Linked DNA regions of Homo sapiens: region 2 is linked to region 1. Evidence: chromatin contacts called from ENCODE Hi-C or POLR2A ChIA-PET data. All regions are on one chromosome and are shown on one strand. The core of a region is the stretch at or near the end of the contact, and the rest is flanking DNA. Distances in the headings are between cores, read along the strand shown.

Region 1 (2,789 bases), core at 1-2,500:
CAAGACCCCTTCTCTATATAAAATAAAAATTAAAAAAATTAGCATGGTGGAGCATGCCTGTAGTCCTAGCTACGTAGCTACTTGGGAAGCAGAGACAGGAGGATCCCCTAGCTACTTGGGAGGCAGAGACAGGAGGATCCCCTGAGACCAGGAGTTTGAGGCTGCAGTGAGATATGATTGCACCACTGTACTCCAGACTGGGTGACAAGAGCGAGACCCTATCTTAAAAAAAAAAAATACTCCAAAACATAATGGCCTAAAATAACAACCATTTGTTTTCTCTCGTTTCTGTGGACCATGAATTCAGACAGCATGGTGGGTATGGCTTGTCTCTGCTCCATGATGTCTGGGGTCTCAGCTGGAGTGGTTGAAGGTTGGGGACTGGAATCACCTGAGGCCTTTTTACCCATATTTGTATCTGGACTGAGCCTGGAATTTGATTGCTTCAAAATATTTTCACGGCTGGGTGTGATGGCTCACGCCTGTAATCCCAGCACTTTGAGAGGCTGAGTCTGGCCGTCTGCTTGAGCCCAGGAGTCAGCAACCAGCCTAGGCAACATAGGGAGACCTAGTCTCTACAAAAAAAAAAAAATACAACAATTTGCTGGGCGTGGTCGCCTGCGCCTGTAATCCCAGCACTTTGGGAGGCCGAGGAGGGAGGCTCACTTGAGTCCAGGAGTTCAAGACCAGTCTGGCCAACATGGTGAAACCCCGTCTCCACAAAAAATACAAAAATTATCTGGTTGTGGAGGCTTTCGCCTGTAGTCTCAGCTACTGGGATGGCTGGGGAGGGAGGATCGCTTGAGCCCTGATGGTCGAGATTACAGTGAGCTGTGGTCACGTCACTGCACTCCAGCTTGGGTGACAGAGTGAGACCTTGTCTCAAAAAAAAAAAAAAAAATCCTAAAATATTTTCATGAGTTTGTGCTGGGTAGGCCTAAGGGAAACATGCTCAGTAAATCGAAAAATCTCGGATTACACATAAACCACCGGCCCCGGCAGGTTAGACTTGGTGGACACGGGAGCCAGCAGCGTGTCAGGTGCTCGTTGACCCCAGCGCCAGTGTCTCCATCCACGTCCTTCACTCGTCAACCTTTCCTGGCCCAGGCTGCGGTGTCCCAGCGCCAGGCTCCGCCCCGCCCTTGGCTGCCGGCCAATCGCCGCCGACTGAGAGGCGACTATTGGAGGAAGCGGGATGGGCGGTGCCCGCGCCGGGCCGCTAGGGGTGCGGGGTTGGGGAGGAGGCCGCTAGTCTACGCCTGTGGAGCCGATACTCAGCCCTCTGCGACCATGGCTGTGCTGGCGGCACTTCTGCGCAGCGGCGCCCGCAGCCGCAGCCCCCTGCTCCGGAGGCTGGTGCAGGTGAGCGGGGTTCGTCCCCACAGCACTCAGACCCGGGATGCGAGGAGTCCCCGCCTCGGAAGCTTCCAGCCCGCGGCCGTTGCGGCTCCCGCGGCCCGGGCGCGCGGCTTAGGCCCCAGGACAGTCACGCGACGGGTTCTGGTCCAAAAACCGCCTAAGTGCTCCGATAACACCCAGGGACTCGCCTATTTTTACAGCGCGTTTCTACTTCCAAGGTCTCGGCGTAATCATCTTAATGAGCGTTACTGGTGTGTCAAACAAGGGCACGTGTCTGGGCGGGCAGGACCGCCAGGATTGGCGCTGGCCCGGCCTGAGCGGTGGGATCGGGGAGAGTCTCTTTGCAGGCCTGTGCAGCTGCTCCCGAGATTTTCTTTAAAACATATTTGTGTGCGTTATTGTCAGGAGAGGTTCCTTTTCTTTTTTAATACAATAGATAATCATTGGGCATACAAGGGGAGAGGGCACCATGTGATCATAACAGATGTTTTTTGGAGCAGCCTGAAATTTATCAGGGAAAACAAATGACTACTCAGATAATACAATAAATTATACTTGACATATGAGCAAAGCTCACATACTGAGGGCGTTCCAAGGGCTGTCGCTCTTCTGACCGTTGTGTTTAGGGAACACAGCAGGGGCAGAGTCTCAAAGAATTTATTCTCCACATGCGTAAGCAAGGGAGTACGCACCACAGATTGTCAGGCAAAGCCTCAGGAATAGGTAGAGACCTTCAGGGTGTGGTTGGTGAAGCTTGAGTTTTCTAGGTCGATGGGGGCAATAAGCTTGGAGATCCAGTTATGTTGTGAGTATGGACTTGACCCTAGTTAAGTAGGGATTGTTGATATGTTTGTTTTTGTTGCAATGGTAGGTCACTCTAGTTCTTACGTCTGGGCGTAGAATAACATTACTTGCACAAGGGTGCTGGCGGTAGGAGCTTTGCAAGAGATTGTAAAAGAACCAGTCTAGGACTTGACAATTAGGGAGTGAGGGTGCGAAGCCAAGGGAAAAGAAAGAGTCTAAAATTGATCCTGGGTGACTGAGATAATAGAAAAGTCACAAGGCGTAGGTTTCCAGGGAAGATGAGTTTTTAGCCTATTTGTTAGTCTCATGGGATGAGTGAAGAAATCACAAGAAAGTAATTAGGTTATCTTGGGTTTCAGTCAGTATTGACTAGGTGACATAGGTGAACTAGGTACTCTAGAGATGTAAAAAAAAAAAGTTCAGAACCTTCTTAATTTATGGTTTAATTAAGATCTTACAATCAGGTTGGTTGAGGTGGCTTATGCCAGTAATCCCAGCACTTTGGGAGGCCGGGGTGGGTAGATCATTTGAGGTCAAGAGTTCAAGACCAGCCTGGCCAACGTGGTGAAGCCCCACCTCTATTAAAAATACACACACACACAAAAATTAGCTGGGTGTGGTGGCAG
Region 2 (2,915 bases), core at 130-2,629, 79 kb after region 1:
CCCATGAAAACCTCAGACTCAACCACACATGGGGACTACCTGCCTTTGGAATCCCCTCTCACATGGAGCTCTACTCACGTTGGGTCCCCTCTCGTGTCGAGAGCTGTTTTGTTGCTCAAGAAAACCCTCTTCCACCTTGCTCACTCCCCAGTGTCCACATAACCTCATTCTTCTTAAACGCAGGACAAGATCTCAGAACCTGCTGAATGGTGGGTGTGAAAGGAACTCTTAACATTGTAGCCCTTCAGCCCTCCGCTGGCACTGGGCAGCTACCCAACAGGAAGCAGGAGTGGGGCTGGGCCAGCCCAGGACTGAAGCAGACTGAAGCAGGGTAGAGGGACGGAATGAGCTGTAACACAAACGAGCTGAAACATGCGCTCCCCTGCCACCTCCGTTTGCCATGCTGTGGGCGGTGGGAAGGAGACAGAGTTGTAACGGTCCTTGGGGGCTCAGACCTCAGAACTCCCTGGGCAACAGCTGGGGCTCTGTGGTTGCTGGTATCTCCAAGTTTTTGGGCGCTGCTGTGTCACCCTCACCCAGACGCCGGCTCCCAAGGTGGAAGACAATCATGGCACAACTGGACCAGCTGCGGGGCTTAATGCAGAGCTGCAGTGGGCATGGAATCCGGGCCAGAAGCAGTCTGCTGGGTCAAGTGGGCAGAGAGGGCCCAGCAATGAGCCTAGAGGCGAGCGAGGCCCAGGCAGGCGCGCCACAGGCCACAGAGATGCTGGACAGCATAGCGGCACTGAATGGATCCTGTGTCATTTCTGGAGGCTTGTCTGGGATCTGTGCAAGGGTAAGAGTGGACCTCTTACACTTTCATTTCTGAGGCTTCTTGCCTTCACATTTTTTTTCCAAAAACGGATGAAGCACTGGGCCTCTGTCAGCCAGTTAAGAGCGAATGGCACAGCTGCAAAGGACAGGCTTGCTGGGGAAGATTTTGTCAAGCCTCTGCCATCACCCTCGGGTACTGGGAATGTTGGCTTTGTTTCAATCCAGTCTCCCTTCACAGAGGTCTAGCCAATGCATAGGATCGGAATAAGGTCCTCGGGCAACTGAAGGCATCTGGCTGAGGCTACACCTCAGTGTTACCTGAAGGCTCCTGGACTGGCCCCAATCCCCAACAGCCCGTTCGGGTGTCAGTCAAGACCTCCAGTCTTTCCTATAGCATTTTCTTTCTCTCTTCCTGGCTCCTATCTCTTCTTCATACACAACGTTAAGGGTGTTGCTGCAAACCACAGTGATAATATTATTGAGTGGAATGAGCATTTTGCTTAGTCATCAGCAGTGTAATTCAGAACAACTTGGTTTTTGTCTGTTCTTAGAAGCAAGAAGGATGCAATGACTGAGAGTTTTCTTTCCCCTGTTGAAGGAATCCATTTGCATTGGGCAAGAGGTTATTTCCCTCAGGCAACTTCCCCTACCTGCGTTTAAGTTGTTTCCGCCCCCGCAATCATGTCAGGAGTCAGCACAGTCCTATGACTACAGGGAGCTTTGCTATGTAAGAGACTGATTTTTTTCCCTCTTGGGAGGCAACTTATTAGGCCAGGCCTCCCCTTCCTTTCTTAGTGTGACTGTGAGGGATGTCTCAGGAAAGCCTTTAATCTGATATTTTTCCCAACCCCTTAGTTATAGTTGAGGGGACCTTTTGTTTACCCATGCCTTTTAAATCATGCCTGAAAGCCCAACTCCTCTGCTAGGCAGGGCTATTTTAGCTGGTACGGGACCCATCATCCTTATGGCTCCAGGACAGACTCTTTGTCTCACCCTAGTGCAGACCAATATTAATTAACCCAGAAGTCTGGGCAACTGAAAGGAAAATTGGTGCAGCCACAACTGCCATACTGGTCTAGGTCCACCTTAAGGATCCCACCTCCTTCTCTAACCAGAGACAATATCCCCTAAAACCAGAAGTTAGGAAAGGGCTAGAAGCCATCACTGATAACTCAAGGATGCAGGGCTTCCTTAAACCCTGCAACAGCCCTTGTAATACTCTGATATTGGATGTACAAAAACCCAACAAAGGAAGGAGACTGGTCCAAGACCTCTGCCTCATTAATGAGGCTGTGGTTCCAATCCATATGGTGGTTCCCAATCCCTATACCCTACTAACTCAAATACTTGAGGGAACTAAATGGTTCACAGTCCTGAACCTAAAAGACATCTTTTTCTGCATACCATTACACCCCAACTGCCAGTATTTATTTGCATTCAAAGATCCATCCAACCAGACCACAAAGCTAACCTGGATGGTGTTACCGCAGGGATTCTAAGACAGCCCCCAGCTGTTTGGGCAGTTCCTTTATCCTCAGGTGAAAGTTTTACAATATGTAGATGACATTCTCCTTTGCGTTCCAATTGAGGAAGTCTCAGGAGGACAGTAAGGCTTGTCTTAATTTTCTGGCTAACAGAGGATATAAGGTCTCAAAATCTAAGGCTCAGCTCTGTCAGACTTCAGTGAAGTACCTAGGTCTAGTCTTGTCAGAGGGGACCAGGGAACTAGGTGAAGAAAGAATTAAGTCCATCTCCTCTTTTCCTCTCCCCAAAACCCTCAAGCAACTGAGAGGATTCTTGGGGATTACAGGACTATGGATACCTGGGTATGGTGAAATAGTTTGTCCCTTATATCACATAATAAAGGAGACTCAGGCAACTAAGACTCACTCCCTAATTTGGGAACCAGAGGCTAAAAGGACCTTTGACCAACTGAAACAAGCCTTGCTTGAGGCACCAGCCCTTAGTCTTCCCATAGGGAAGACATTCAATCTTTATGTATCAGAAAGGAAAGGAATGGCCCAGGGAGTTCCAACTCAGGCCCAAGGTCCAGCCCAGAAACCTGTAGGTTACCTAAGCAAGGAGCTGAATTTGGTAGCTAAAGGATGGCCAGCCTGCCTCCGGGCAGTCACAGCAGTAAC

The links. Hi-C counts contacts between places; a loop is a spot of excess contacts on that map. ChIA-PET counts read pairs that join two places held with the same protein, here RNA polymerase II (POLR2A). Pooled maps may share reads with other maps.
Region 2: a pooled map shows a loop between it and region 1 (2.8-fold over the local background). The contact joins the enhancer-like site here to the promoter of ACAT1 in region 1. A Hi-C loop is called at or near these places in 1 of 168 maps with a recorded cell type or tissue (endothelial cell of hepatic sinusoid) and 10 of 50 pooled maps. POLR2A ChIA-PET finds 5 or more read pairs at or near these places in 12 of 52 experiments (A673, B cell, CD4-positive, alpha-beta T cell and 8 more).

Annotation. Positions count from the first base shown.
Region 1 is chr11:108,120,317-108,123,105 of GRCh38, forward strand. ACAT1 (acetyl-CoA acetyltransferase 1) reads left to right here and starts at 1,251. Exons shown (of 12, transcript NM_000019.4): 1 at 1,251-1,362. The coding sequence starts at 1,291. RefSeq lists silencers at 913-1,451, 1,053-1,462.
Region 2 is chr11:108,198,717-108,201,631 of GRCh38, forward strand. All of the region lies in intron 1 of NPAT (nuclear protein, coactivator of histone transcription), which reads right to left. Among named protein-coding and RNA genes, the nearest start is that of NPAT, 22 kb to the right of the region's middle. Within about 2 kb of position 1,380, at least 5 of the 41 ENCODE cell types and tissues checked have a DNase peak (open chromatin) inside an H3K27ac peak, as active enhancers do; they include GM12878, where a contact is called at or near this core.